2 separate regions of the Homo sapiens genome follow, and region 2 is linked to region 1. The links are chromatin loops, found by intact Hi-C in ENCODE. Cell type or tissue: Calu3. All regions are shown on one strand. Each heading gives the region's core, and the rest is flanking DNA. Links, peaks and the distances in the headings are about the cores only.

Region 1 (7,471 bases), core at 1,456-6,455:
CTACGGTAGCTGAATATTTTAACAATCTGGCCACAGTTTTCTTGACTATAAAACCAAACCTTTCAAAAGAATTGCAAGGGTTGCAAAAAACGAAATCAAAGATGTAACATTAATTATGCAATTTAAAATGTTGACTATAGGACTCCAAAGGAATATAGATTTCCTGAACAAATTGTTCTCACTACTCATAAAACAGCTATTAGCACTATTGAGATGTAAATGATGTTTTTATGAAGAACTTTTAATCCTCTCTCTTTAGTAAGAAACTATTAAATGTACCTTCAGTTGTATGTTTTTGAAGTTTCTCTTTACCTATACACATGAAAAACAAATTGAGCTTAAGAAGTCTTTACTTTTTTTTCTAAAGTGTGGAGGTAATAAATAAAAACTTTGTTAATCATCTGGATGGATGAGCTCGTGTTTATTCAATTTTTTCTGCCTTCCTGCACCCTCTCCTTTTCCTTTTTTGTCTCTTTTTTAGAAGCCCACATTAAATAATAAGGATTTGCCATGTGAGAAAATAGCAATGCTATTGTATATTTTGAAAATCTACTCCATTCTGAAAACACCCATTGTGCTTAAGTAAAATCATGGATTCGATTGGATTCTTTCTGTATGTGCAATGTCTTTCCTATTACCAAACATAATATAATCAAATACTATGAGCTTGTAATTTAGGTTGCAACATCCTAAATATAAAATCAGACTGCACTTCAAATCCTATAATATGTATGAGCAAAAGCAGCCAGGATGTCTTGACTAGGTACAACTGTATATTCTAAATATCTAAGATATGATTAATTACACATTCAATAAAAAGAGATATATTATAGTGACATCTAAAACAGTCTACATCCAGAAATCAAAATATAATCACAATCACATTTCAATAGACTATTTAAAAATAAGCTCCCACCAATAATTTTTATGTTGTCAACTTTTGAATTATTTAAAGCCTTTGAATTTTAGTAAGTGAAATAGGAAAGCATTTATATGTAATTATAGAGCCATAGTATAATCCAAAATGTTTTTGCATTTTCAAAGGTTGTCATAAAATCAAATGCAACTCAGTCATTAATATACTTGAGAAATCCTTGTTTTCAAATAACAAACCTATTTCTAAAATGTTGCGATTAAATCCAATTTTTGTTGAACCTAACAAGTTTTGATTTATTAAAATATAGATTTTAATAAGAACCTGTGAAGAAACAGTTTTACTAAAAATAACCAGTGTTGTATGTTCTATAGGTACCAAGTTTGTTTTATTTTGTTTTTTTCCTAGTGATAAACATCTCTATTTAGCTTGCTTAATATATAGTCCCAATGTTCAGACATTTGCATCTGTTTCCAGCAACATGAGAAATATTTATCATCTTATTTTTGTATTTACAATTATGAGAAAATGCATAAAGTTTCAACATAAGCAATTTTCATCTGTTACCATATGTCTTAGGATAATAGATAAAAGAATGGGTTTCTATGAGGATGGTATTTTTCCTCAGAATTTTTGGTTTTAAGGCTCAAGAAGCAGCTGTTTCTGAGCAGAACAAGCTTGACTCAAGTCCCTCCCAATATTACATGATTCAGGACCAGCTTACTTCTATAGGAGAAATGGATGAAAAGCATTAAAGTAAATTTTCAAGCAATTATAAAGAAAGCTTATAAAGAAGGGTTAAGGTAAAGTATAGTGAGGAAGCCTAGTGAATGCTCAGAACTTCTTGAGTCAGTTGATAAATATTGGGGGAGCTTGGATTTGGAAGCATAAATTGGGCTGGCCTTCTTTCCTGTCTTTGATACAAATTCATAAGATAACACTAAATTAGAAACAAAAACCACATGACTTCAGAGTCTAAATGCTGCTCATCCATAGTTGCTGTGTATTTATCTGTGGAATGGCGAGAACAGGAACTGGAGCTTCCTTTGCTGGTGGGCCTGGGCAAGTTAGGCAACTTCTCCAAAGCTCAGCCCTCTGTCTGTAAGATGAAAGGATTGGATGACGTGATAATTTGGAACCTCTTTCAGTAATACTAATATTACTAATAGTCCTAATAGTAAATATCCTAATGGCAATAGTAATTATTCAAGAAGATTTACAGAAATATCATTATTGCTTGATTTTCTTTATTTCTGCATACGTTGAAAGCAATAGTTGTAATTTTCTATTATAAATATGATATGCCATAATGTTCATGTTCATGGAATATTTTTCTCTAACTTACAGATATTTAGTTTTATATTGGTTGTATTAAAATAACCAGAAAAAAAGTAAGGATATCATTAAAAAAATGCAAAATAGACAAAAATAAACCTTCACCTCAGAAAATGATCGCAGTTTATAATTTGGACTAGTGTATTTTAAACCAAGTGACTAAACATTTACAGGTAGTACAGCTTATGAATACAGATATTTAACTTGGAATTTAACAATTAAGTCCACACCCTGTGGAGTAATTACAAAGGCACTTATCTCACTTGGACTTGAACTTGAACTTGCCAAGGCTAGTTGTGTACTTTTGTTTCCTCTGATGAACTTACAGTTCTTTCCTTTTTACATAATCCTCTTTTTCTTCCTTTACTTAGAAAAATTTTAATGATATTTTTTCATTGTATACATACATATATCTTTGAAGACTTTCGTTTTTAGCTAAAAATGGAAATCTAAAATATCTTTGGGGAAATAACCAAACTACACTTGATGGGAGTTGCTACCTGCAGGTTTTGTGCAATTTTCTCTGAAATCAAATTATCCAAACCATCAACACTTTAATCTAAACCTTTTAGTTACCCCTGACATAGCAATATTCATGAAGTTATAAAACATAGAGTTATAAAAACATGGAAATCCAGTAAAATGTGTCATCTGTTTCTGACATACTTTGTAGTATTGTTACACTGGAGCATTAGGGCATAGAAAGATACAGGTAATTTTAAGGTATATTTTGCTGCATTGTTTTGACTGCAGAAAGCTAAACACTGCTTTTGGGCTTCTCTCTCTCCCCTCTTACAAAAAAACTCTAGGAAATAATATTTTTCAAGTAGATTATATGTATAAATGCTATAAGATCACTAAGAAATATTCAAAATAAGCATTAAATATTTTAATTAGTTTTATTTTTAAAATTCTTACAATATAATTCTTGTGTATCCACCTTTTTAGATGCCATGCTGCAGCTTGAAAATAACCTGTAGTGAGCTCTAAATAAACTCACCATCTGCTTATTCTTCCCTCATTTTTTCCTAGTGGGGTAGCTACTTGTATAGCTAAATAAAATGGTTGTATATAACTATTTTCAGTATGTTGATGTATGATACATGCTGAGTCCAAATTAAACACAAGCACACACACACACACACACACACACACCATACAACACAAAAGCAGCTCCCACCTTGCTTTGCAGAGCAAGTTTACCAAAAAGAGCTACTATGAAACCCTTTGTGGTGTCTGCCCTCTGCTGGTGCAAAGTAGAAATACAGGCCTTAACATTTTTGGACTTTTTGACATAGATAACATCTCTCATGAGCTCTTCACTTTACATCCAGAGCCTCCTCGCTGGACAAAGAAGCCTCAGAGTGCTGTGTATAGCACCGGAAGCAATGGCATCTTGTTATGTGAGGCTGAAGGAGAACCTCAACCCACAATCAAGTGGAGAGTCAATGGCTCCCCAGTTGACAGTAAGTTTAAAAACCAATTGCAATGCAATGCTGAAGGCCCTGGTTTGACGGGATTAATGATGGTCAGACGTGTGTAAAATGAAGTTGGTATGTGGTTGGATTAGCAGGACAGATACAACCAGCAAATCAGAGATTGTTTATTTCTAAGCAATTTGGTTGTTAAGACTTGATATTCATGGAAGAGCCATAAATAATATTTATACTGCCTGTGCCCTCTTATAAATTATATATAAGAATAAAGATTTTTAATTTTTAAAAAGAAAATTGAATGAGAAAGAGGATGCATCCAAGGAAAAAAGCCAATTATTGTTCCTGTCCCTGAGAAGAAACAGAACAGTAGCCTAGCAGCTGAGGGCACAGGTTCAAAGTCAGGACCTCCTTTAGGCTCAGGCAACAGCAACACCTGTCCTGGGCTCTGCCCTTTTAAGGGACTTGCTCTGATCACCCTCTGGTCCCGCTTGTCTCCATGATTTGAAAGCATCCTCAGGGAAAAGGAGGCATCCCAAGTCTGAACATGGTCCCATTACTGCCTATTTGCTACCAACCTCAAGCACAAAGACCTGAAAATCCCCATGCCCGGTCCACCCTGAGCCCACTCCAAATGGGCTGGGCGGGGAAAGACAGGAATGGCCCAGCACTGAGGGCCAACTCTCCCCATTTCACCATGCTCAGCATAGAGCTCCAAGGAGTCCCCAAATCTTCCACTGGAACCTAGAGCTCAGATTATTTTGGATGTCCTTGTTCAGGAAGAAGGATAGAACATATTTTTACGTGTCAATTGCTTAATTAAGAGCAGGTACGATAGTGGCTTCCATTTGTCCTTTTGCTCTGGGGCCTGCACAAGTCAAGGGTGAGCCACTTGGTGGATAACAGACCTCGGGTCCCGTCTAGGATGTGCACCTTGCCAGCTGTTTCATCTTGAGGTGTTTTCTGAATCTCCCCAAGCTTACGTTTTTTAAACTGCAAAATGGAGATAGTGGCGGTTGGTTGTGCTTGAATGAAAAAAAATGTGGCCAGCTGCCTAGGGCAGTGATTCATCTGTAGAGCACTGTGATGGTTTATAAACTCTGGAGCCAGACTGCCTGGGTTTGCATACTGACTCTACCACTTACTAGCTGCGTGACGGGGAGTATCACTGACCCTCTTCAAACCCATTTCTTCATCAGTAAATTGGGATAAAAATAACACTGACTCACGGGGTTGTTTTGTGGATTAAAGGAAACATCATGCAGAGAATGCTTAGCACGGGGACTGCCACAAAAACAGCCCCCCGTAAGGTATGGTTGGTTGGTATTGTTTTCCCATAACAGACACTCAGGAAACCTTAGTCCTCATTATTAACTATCTTCAGATTTGGGATTTTTCTCTTCATCTCTTTAGGGAACAGAATAAAAAATGAAAAATAATAATGAGGTTTTGGGTAGACGAAGGGAAATGAAAGCAACTTTTGTTTATAATGAATGTTCAGGTTACAAAAGTAAGGAACGCAGATTCTCCGGAACACAAAATCATAAAATATTATATTTGGATGGTATTTGGCTGTTTACAAAAGACATTCACAAATTACTTAGAATCCTCAAAAGAACTTTATAAAGGAGGTGCTATTATTCATATTTAACTGATTCGTTCATTCAATAATATTTATGGGGTACTTTCTATGTTCCCGGCACTGGACTTCATGCTTGAGATATACAACAGTGAATAAAATGGATGGAATCCTTGCTCTCCTGCCATTAGACAAATAACACATGAGTGTGTGCTATGGTGTGATAAAGCAGAAAATAGCTGGGTAAGGGCAGTGCCTGAAAGAGGTTCAGGACCCAGAGTTGCAATCTTAAGATCATAATAGTAAGACCCCTGTGGTAATTTACCTTTGAGTGGAGATGGGAAGGAAGTGAGGAAGTCAGCCACCTAAATAGCAGGGAAAGTGCTGTCTCAGTGGAGAGGTGTGTTGAGGAGGAGAAAAGAGGTGAGTGTGACTGAAGCTGAGGGAGTGCAAGGGGCAGCCCTAGGCCACCAGATCCGCCAGCAGGGGAAGGGGCCAGAGCTCAGGTAAAGATGAACATCGAAGTAGGGCCTTGGGATTTTGAGAATACACTAGGCAGCTCTTGGAGAATTTTAAGCAGAAGAGTGACACAATCTAATTTACATTTTTACAAGGTATTTTCCTGGCCTTTGAATGGAGAATGGACTGTGTGATTGATACTAGGTAGGAGGCCATCTGAGAGGCTCTGCGCTCAGGGCTAGATTGGTGGCAGTCATGGTTGGCTTCTGGATTTATTTTGAAATTGAGCCAATAGGTTTGTTAATGGATGAGGAGGTCAAGGCTGAAAATAAACTTATGCGAGACCACACAGCTGAATAATGGTAGACTTCAAACCAAAGCCAGGTGGCTGGAATCCAAGCTCGGTGTTCTGTTCACAGCTTTTGGCCCTGGCTCTACTTGTTGCCCTGCAAACAGGTCGTAAACTTTTATAGGCTGGGATATTTGATGACAGAGTGTTGGCTAGAGGATTTGAAACCTCTTTAAGCTTATTTTAGTTTTAGAGGTTATATATCCTTTCCCCATGTTATTTCAAAATTAAATCAAAATGATTGCTATTATTGATTATCGGACTAACCCTTTTCACATGCTTTGCATATGATATTTCTGAACCTCGTAGCAGCTTGAAAAATAGATTCTATTATTCTCCATTGGCAACTGAGACTCAGAGAGGTTACATTACTTACTGGAGAATGCAACCCAGGTACATTTAAAACCAGGAACTAAACCCAGGAAGGATTAACTCCAGAGCTGAAGTTTCGTCCATTTTATTGCATGATTTCTCACAGGGTTGACCAAAGACAAAACTGAGAAAGAATTTCTGAAGTATGTCAGGACTAGTGTGTTTTATAAAGACTTGGCCTTCTTGAATCCTGGGAGCTTCTGTTAGCCTTTGTCAATACACAACAATTTCCATACCCATGCCAACAGGCAGATTTAAGCAATGTTTAATTACTTAAATAAAGTATCATTTATATAGTCTAATTTCTTACTTTTGTAATGCAGTGTTAATTCAGAGCCATGCATGGATCAGACGGGATAAGGAGAACTAAATGGGAGGATGGCGTTAACTCTGAAAGTCTTAGGACCCTGAGTGGGGTGTGGAAGTGAAGAGTGGGATTAGAGACTCAGTGCTTTGCAGCATTCCTAAAGAGTTTAGCCTTTAAAAACTTGGAAGAGCTACTCATCTTGCTAATTTGCAAGAAATAAGTGATAAATTGTTCAACAGGATTGTATTAGTTTTCTAACATTGCTGTAACAAATTAAATTACCATAAACTTAGTGTCTTAAAATAGTGCATGTACACTATTTTACATTTCTGTAAAAGTCCAACACGAGTCTTGGCTAAAATCAAAATGTCAGCAGTGCCATGTCCTGGAAGTGCTTGGAGAGCATTCCTTCGTTTGCCTTTTCCAGCTTTTCCAGGCTGCCCACATTCCTGGCTCCCTTCCGCCATTTTGAAAGCCAGCTACACTGCATCTCTCTGACCATCCTTCCATGGTCACATTTCCCTCTGACCATAGCCAAGGAGGGCCTTCTGATTTTCAGGAGCTTTGTGATTACATTGAGCCCACTTGGGTCATCCAGATGTAGGAAATAATTTTCCTACCTCAATGTCCTTAATCTTAATCACATCTGCAAGTCCCTTTTTTCCATGTAAAGTAACAAAGTCATACATTCTGGGACTTAGAACGTGTACATCTTTCAGGGGCTATTGTTTTGCCTACTTACAGGGGCCTTTCAGGAATAAAG
Region 2 (7,471 bases), core at 926-5,925, 61 kb before region 1:
TATTTGCAAATATGGAATCTGTGGATAATGAGAACAGACAGTATTTATATTCTAGGTTAGAAAAGAGAAAATGAGCTCCTTTTAGTCATCAGAAGCCAATGAAAGACCTGGGTTTAGTATTTTCTTCCATCTCTTGATTTCTGTTTGCTTAATTGAATGACAAATTCTAATTAGTCATGCCTGACTAACATAATTTAGGATGAAACTATGTCTTCATCACTCTCTACTTCTGACCCTGGCCCTGTTCCTAGAGTACAGTAGGCATTCAGTTAATGCTTGTTGAAAGAATGCATAAACCCCTTTCCTCATTTGGAACTTTATGGAATTGCTGAGAACATCAGATGGCAATAAGGTGATTGGAGCTGTAATCACACACAAAAAGTTGTCTATTTTAATTAGCCAGGTGTGGTGGCACACACCTGTAATCCCAGCTACTTGGGAGGCTGAGGCAGGAGAATTGCTTGAACCCGGGAGACAGAGGTTGTGGTGAGCAGAGAATGTACCACTGCACTCCAGCTTGGGCAATAGAATGAGACTCTGTCTCAAAAAAAAAAAAAAGAAAGAAAGAAAAAGAAAAAAAGTTAAAACCACCAAATTGTTTATTTTCTATTTTGAGGATTTTAATTTTGCTTAATAACATAGTCATTGAAATTAATTTATAAATAATATTGTATAGTTCAAAACATTAATATAGGACTTTTTTGCTGTAAACCAGGGTTGCCTGTTTAATATTTGTATTTCATTATGAGTAGTGAACTAGTATCTCTTGTAATGCAAGGTAAAGAGGAAGAGGTTGGTTAACAAAAAGGAACTATGTTAATTTTGCTATTAATAAGGGGGAAAACCTTTTGAATTTATTTATCCTGGAGACACAAAACTTAAACTCATAATGATGTCATATATATTAGCATTACTATATTTCCTTATTATTGCAAATGTATTCTACCCAGGTCTTTTCATCATTGTAGTCACTTAAAAAACATATTGGGTAAGTTTTATTATACAATTTTTCTCAGATTGATTTTAGTTTTATTTTTTCTTTTCTCTTCTTTTCTTTTCTTTTTCTTTTTCTTTTTTTTAACCTCAGAAGGAATTAGATGTCCAGTATAAAGAAGCCTGATCACTCTGGCCTTACTTGGCTTTCCAATAATAGTATTTTTAGGATCACTGATATAAAACCTACAAAGTAAGTAATTTGGTTCATATAAGCAGGCAAGTAATAAATTTTCCTATACATTGTTATTTCTCATTAAATACATACTATTACTCTCCAAATAAGAGATTTTTAGAGGTCATTTTTTTTCTCATTTTTTTAAAATACTGACTGACCCATATTTGCACTGGTAGACTCAGAAGTGTTTGGTTTATACTTGTTCAAAATGATTGTCAGCAGATGTAATGAGCCTTGGACCAGTCCAGTAACTTGGCTAACATATGTCTGCAGAAGGATTTTAAAATCCTGCTGACTAGGCTGGTCCTGTCGAGTCTCACAGCAGAAAAATTGTCTTTTGCAGCTCAGCTTATAAATATAACCTTTGTGTGTTTGGAAATATCCCTTCTAAGGCAGGACTTATGCTCACCCTGAAATTCAAATGTTCATTTTGATGTCAGCACTAACCAGGAGAAAGAAAAGGTGGAAACGATTCCTCTTGCACGTTTCAGAGTGTTAGAAACCGCCTATTATTTGTGTCTTGTTCTTTGCTGCTCTGTACAAGCTCTAGAAGTCATAAAAGTGTTCCTCACAAATTGACTCCTTAGAAATGCTGACTCTGTGTTTCAAATCTTATAAAAATATCTAAATGGTAGACGTATTGTTTTCATTACAGATGCATTAAGTCAAAACTGCCAAAGGCTGTGTTGTTTCTGCAAACAGGGCAACTACTGCTTGAATGGGGCTAATCTGTTTAGGCACTGAGGGGCTAGCTGTGCTGTCTGCACATATTTAATCACAAAGCTTTACTTGACTTTCCCACATATTTCCTTTTAGTATTTTTACTTATGGAAAGCAAGAATCAGGTTTTATAGTCATTCAGTAAGTCCTCTTTTTAAATAAAAATTGTTATATTGGAAACAGTGTCTACAAGACCACTGGTGGAAATTAATATAGCCAATATAATTAGTAAGTTGGATTCACCACACCACAGTAGGTAAATCTTATTGGGGGCAAAAATTGCTATCTTATTCACAAGTGTGTTGAGCTGTTCTTGTATTGCTATAAAGGAATACCCGAGACTTAGTAATTTATAAAGAAAAGAGGTTAGTTGGCTCATGGTTCTGCAGTCTACAACCATGGCACCGCTCAGCTTCTGGGGAAGCCACAGGGAGCTTTTACTCATGGTGGAAGGTGAAGCGGAAGCAGGCACGTCACATGGCCAGAGCAGGAGCAAGAGGGAGAGAGTGGGGGAGGCGCCACACGCTTCTAAACAACCAGATCTCAAGAGAACTCACTATCATGGACAGCACCCAGCCATGAGGGATCTACCCGCATCACCCAGATACCTCCTACCAGGCACCACCTCCAAAATCAGGGAGTACGTTTCAACAGGAGATGTGGTTGAGACAGATATCCAAGCTGTATCACCAAGTGAACTACCGAAGCTTTTTATTGATTTGTATTAAGCCAACACATGGGTTTACCCAGTAACTCATGATTTTTACACAAAAACCAAATTAATGTTTATCGAACAGTTATTTGGATATAAATACATAGATATAGCACAGTGCTTCAGGTTAGTTTATAAAAATCAAGTCTTTCCTTTAAATAATAAATGATTTATGCATTCATTCAAATTTAGAATGCTGAGGAATAAACTACAAAAAAAACTTGTGGCTGAGTGCAGCGGCTCATGCTTGTAATCCTAGCACTTTGGGAGGCCGAGGTGGATGGTTCTCTTGAGGCCAGGAGTTTGAGACCAGCCTTGCCAACATGGGGAAAACTTGTCTCTACTAAAAATACAAAAAATTAGCCGGGCATGATGGCAGGTGCCTGTAGTCCCAGCTACTCTGGAGGCTGTAGCACAAGAATCGCTTCAACCGGGGAGGTGAAGGTTGCAGTGGGCTGAGAGATCGAGCCACTGCACTCCAGCCTGGGCCACAGAGTGACACTCCATCAAAAAAAATTTTAAAAAAACCCTAATTGAATCTTTCCCCCTGTATTTCTGAGAAAAAGGAGCAAATATAAAATAAACAAAAAGAATACATATGGAACATTTATTTAGAAATCAAAGACCCAGCGTCATACGTTCTAATGTTTGATAAGATACTACCCAGTTTCCTGCAACTTTCACTTTTGTTCTGTCAAAGATTCCAAATGATGATTGTGAGCCACTGTAACCTGAAGACATATTGGATACATTTACTTATGTGTGTTAAATTGTGATTCTTAATGCTATTTTGTGGAAAGGCTGGAGAAGATTTTTTTTTTTTTTTTGAGATGGAGTCTTGCTCTGTCACTCAGCCTCTGGGGTTCAAGCAATTCTCCTGCCTCAGCCTCCTGAGTAGCTGGGATTACAGGCAGTTGCCACCACACCCAGCTAATTTTTGAATTTTTTTGTAGAGACAGGCTTCACTGTGTTGGCCAGGTTAATCTCAAACTCCTGACTTCAGGTGACCCATCCACCTTAGATTTTTAAAATAAAGGTTACAGGCTGGGAGCAGTGGCTCACACCTGTGTTCTAAGCACTTTGGGAGGCCGAGGCAGGCAGATCGGTTGAGCCTAGGAGTTCAAGACCAGACTGGGCAACATGACGAAACCCTGTCTCTATACAAAATTCAAAAATTAGCTGGGTGTGGTGGCAGGCACCTGCAGTCTCGGCTACTCAGGAGGGTGAGGTTGGAGAATCACTTGAGCCTGGGAGGTCGAGGATGCAGTGAGTCATGATTACACCACTGCTCTCCAGTCTGGGTGACAGAGCAAGACTCTTGTCTCAAAATAAATAGGTACGTACATACCTACATACGTACTAGAATCAAGGGGGTTGTTTCTGAGTTCATTGAGTTAACGAGGAAGGTAAATTAATCAGGACCTTCCCAAGTTACCCATGTAATATTATTTAATTGTACATGTTTAAACAAGCTCAGATTACGTTGACTGTGAGTCTTAAAACGGTAACCACAAACAGGTTATACCAAGATCCCTCACAATGTGTGTTGTCTGAGAGAAAAATCTTATCATTTTCTTTTTTTCCACATTCACTATTGTTCCTAGATTATGAAAGGTAGTCATTCACTAAACCCTTCTAAAATATTCCTTTTTTTTCCAAATATAGAATTATTATATTAGTAACAGTACAGGCATGCCCATAACAAAAAATGGAAACTAATATAGTCAATATAATTAGTAAGTTTGATTCATCACATCCCAGGGTAGAATACCTCTTGACCTTCAAAACTGCGGTCGACCACAATTCAGATTTTGAGCTATTCACCAGTGAGAATGCATGGCAATACATGCCTAATTGGCATAGTTACATGTCATTAATTTATTCCTTTTATTCATTTAACAAATATTTATTGAATGTTTACTATGTGCCAGACACTATAATGCTGTTCTAAGATAGCTTATATTACTTATTATTGAAATTATACTTATTAAAATGGTAATAATTTGTAGAGAGATTAAACTTTGTTTTCTTGCCCTCCCTTTCTCCTTCTCCTCTTCCTTTCTTCCTTTGTTTCTTTTCTTTCTTTGCCTCCTTCTTTTGTGTAGCCATAAACAGGAGTCTACTGGGTCGTTTCTGTTTGTAAGGCACAATCTGCCTCCCAATCCCCCTCCCAAAAAAACTAACAAAATTTAGGGAAGGAGCTGATTTCACATTTCTTCAGAGGGCCTGTTAGAGTGATAAAAGGCAAAATTATTTTCTTTACACGAACAGTCACAGAACCAAAAAGGCCAAGGAAGAAGCCAGAGAGCACATAGTATTTAATTAGGAGAGTTTCTAGTGTCCCGAAGCCACAGAAGAAGCAGCTGCTTAAACATTGCTTACCCTTTGACTAATGGCCAAAAGCACTGAATAGGAGAAGGATTAACATGGATAAGACTTAAATAAAAGTGATACAATCATCAGAGCAACAACAAACAAAGGCACATTAAAAAGTAACATGAAATGATGTTAAGAAAGAGGTCATGGATGCAAAATGATAAAATGTTTCGTTCTTTGGAAGTAACTCTTTTTTTTTCTTCTGTTCTTAGTCATCCATCTCTGTCAGAGTTCTCAAATAAAAATGCAAAGGAAAGTTAGCACCACTCTAAAACAGTGAAGGGTCAGTTCTCTGCTTTTGGATATGTAATTTGAATGGGAAGTGTCCTAATGACAATTAAACACAATTTTCTAAGCACAGGAAGAGGACTGATAAAGTCAAGCAATGGCTGTGGCTTTTCTTTTGTACTTCCGTTACTATTAACTATATGCAAGTTAACAAATGCTGGACAGCCTGTCCAGTGAGCAGGGTTGCTCCGTTGCCAGGCTTATGTTTTAAGCGACGATTGAGTGTACACAGATCTAAACAATCATGTGCAAAGTCTAAGTCTCTCATTTTGAATTCGGAAGAGAGAACCTTGGTGCCCCTTCTTCCTGAGGAAATTTGGGAACTATAGTACAACTCCCTCTCAAAAAAAAAATACTCCTGTAATTCCATCCTAACTACTGATTGCTTTATATTTTTGATGTGGTGAGGAGTTCAGACCCCTTCTTAGTGAATGCAATGTTTAGCACATTCTTTGGAATATACTGCTTGAGTCTCTTGGTGCATCAGCTGAAACTTCATTTTAATATCCCGTACGCACTTAGTAGATACTTGCCTTTCCTCTACATTGGTGATTATTCCTGGCCTATCATTCAGTTAAGACCTATCCTCCATATACAGATTTTTATATCGTTCATCGAAATTAAGACTTGTTGCAAGTAATAAAAACTGAACTCAAGCTACCTAATACAAATGGAATTTACTATTTTATATACCAAAATTCTGTGAAAATACAGGTGGGACTGGCCTTAGGGATACCTGATATTAGGATATAAATCCTGTCGCCTTTCTCTCATGCTTTTTTTTCTTCCCTTTGTAATCACTTCTTTATTATTTGTCACTGACCTCTTCATGAATTTAGAACCACGGTCGTCGGCACTTTCTAACTCATGCTTTCATAGTTTCATGACCACAGAGGAAAAGAGGCTTTGGAAATTCTCAAGGAATCACTGTGACTATCCACACTTGGGTCACATTTTGGACTCATTGCAGCAGCCTGAAGGTTAGATGGTATGGATGCCCCAGCTTAGGTCATGAGCCTGCACTTGGGAAAAATGAGGGGAAGTTATTTTTAAAATGGAAAGAAGTGGAAGGCAGACATTGTATCCAGTTTTATATATTTATATAAACAAAACACTGTAAGGGGGAAAATATAGACTTGAATCAGAGGAGAAGAGTTAAACCAATGTTTATATATTTCTTTAGGTTTGTTGGAATATATGTGCATGTAATTATATCAGCAAACTACATAGTGAAGTCAGGGAGACAGATTAGAGAGATAGGAAGAGTGGGAGGGAGAGAATGTGCAAAACAAGCAACAGAAAGAAGAGTGGGGACATCCTGAGTTTGTATGTGAGGAGAGGACAGATAGGAGAGGTACAAAGGAAAGGGATTAGAACAGAGAATTAGTTAGAGGATGGGGAGATAATACAAGGGAGAGATAGCCAGGCATGGTGGTGCGCACCTGTAGTCCCAGCTGCTCGGGAGGCAGAGGTGGGAGGATTGCTTGAGTCGGGGAGATGGAGGCTTCAGAGAGCTGTGATCACACTACTACACTTCAACCTGTGTGACAAAGTGAGACCTCGTCTTAAGAAAATAAATAAAATAAAATAAATATAAGGGATAAGTAGAGAGATCATGAGAGAAAGGAACATAGAGGGACACAGATGCAAGAACAGGGAAAGAGAAGGGGTCAGAAAAGCGTAATTTGTGGAGAGAAAATTAAAATGCTATTATTATTGGTATTATTGCTGCAGTTGCTCTCTTTTGCCCATTAGACTATTTTGGCATTATTGGCAGGTTTAATGTAAAATGAGATTTGTGAGTAACATTGATCTCCAAATTATAAATGTCTTTCAATAGGATATGAACAAATATCATAGTAATTCTCAAAGAATATTGCTATTTTTAATCAATGGAGTATACAACATATTATATTTTAAAATCATACAATACTTCAAACACCGTGAAGAGAGAACAAAGCCATATCAAATAATGAATGAATGGTTGTATTACGGAAGTACTTGTCCTGATAGAACACTTCAAATACCATTTGGCTGCTACTTCTCTCTGGGTTTGCTTTGTATCCCATGGAGATGATCTGAGCTTAAGCTTTTGTTAGCTTCAAAGAGAGCTCCGTTCTTGCCTCATCTCTGCAGTATTGAAAAAACAGACCCTTGGTTAACAACAGGAAGCCAAACTGATTTTAATATTGTGAACTCTTTAC

The links. A loop is a pair of places that touch in the nucleus more often than their neighbours do. Peaks named below come from ENCODE experiments on the same cell type or tissue, not always from the same donor. Only the 100,000 strongest peaks of a DNase experiment are listed, where the experiment ranks them.
Region 2: a loop joins it to region 1, with 2.3 times the contacts of the local background. A loop is called at or near these places in 2 of 110 quality-filtered maps.

What each region holds. Positions count from the first base shown.
Region 1 is chr3:351,097-358,567 of GRCh38, forward strand. CHL1 (cell adhesion molecule L1 like) reads left to right here. Exons shown (of 28, transcript NM_006614.4): 11 at 3,544-3,675. Among named protein-coding and RNA genes, the nearest start is that of CHL1-AS1, 31 kb to the right of the region's middle. In Calu3, for the core only: a CTCF peak has its summit at 3,443 (motif pointing left); a DNase peak (open chromatin) is centred at 3,455.
Region 2 is chr3:290,392-297,862 of GRCh38, forward strand. The region is part of intron 2 of CHL1 (cell adhesion molecule L1 like); the gene reads left to right. Among named protein-coding and RNA genes, the nearest start is that of CHL1-AS1, 92 kb to the right of the region's middle. In Calu3, for the core only: no CTCF peak of the experiment used is centred there; a DNase peak (open chromatin) is centred at 3,840.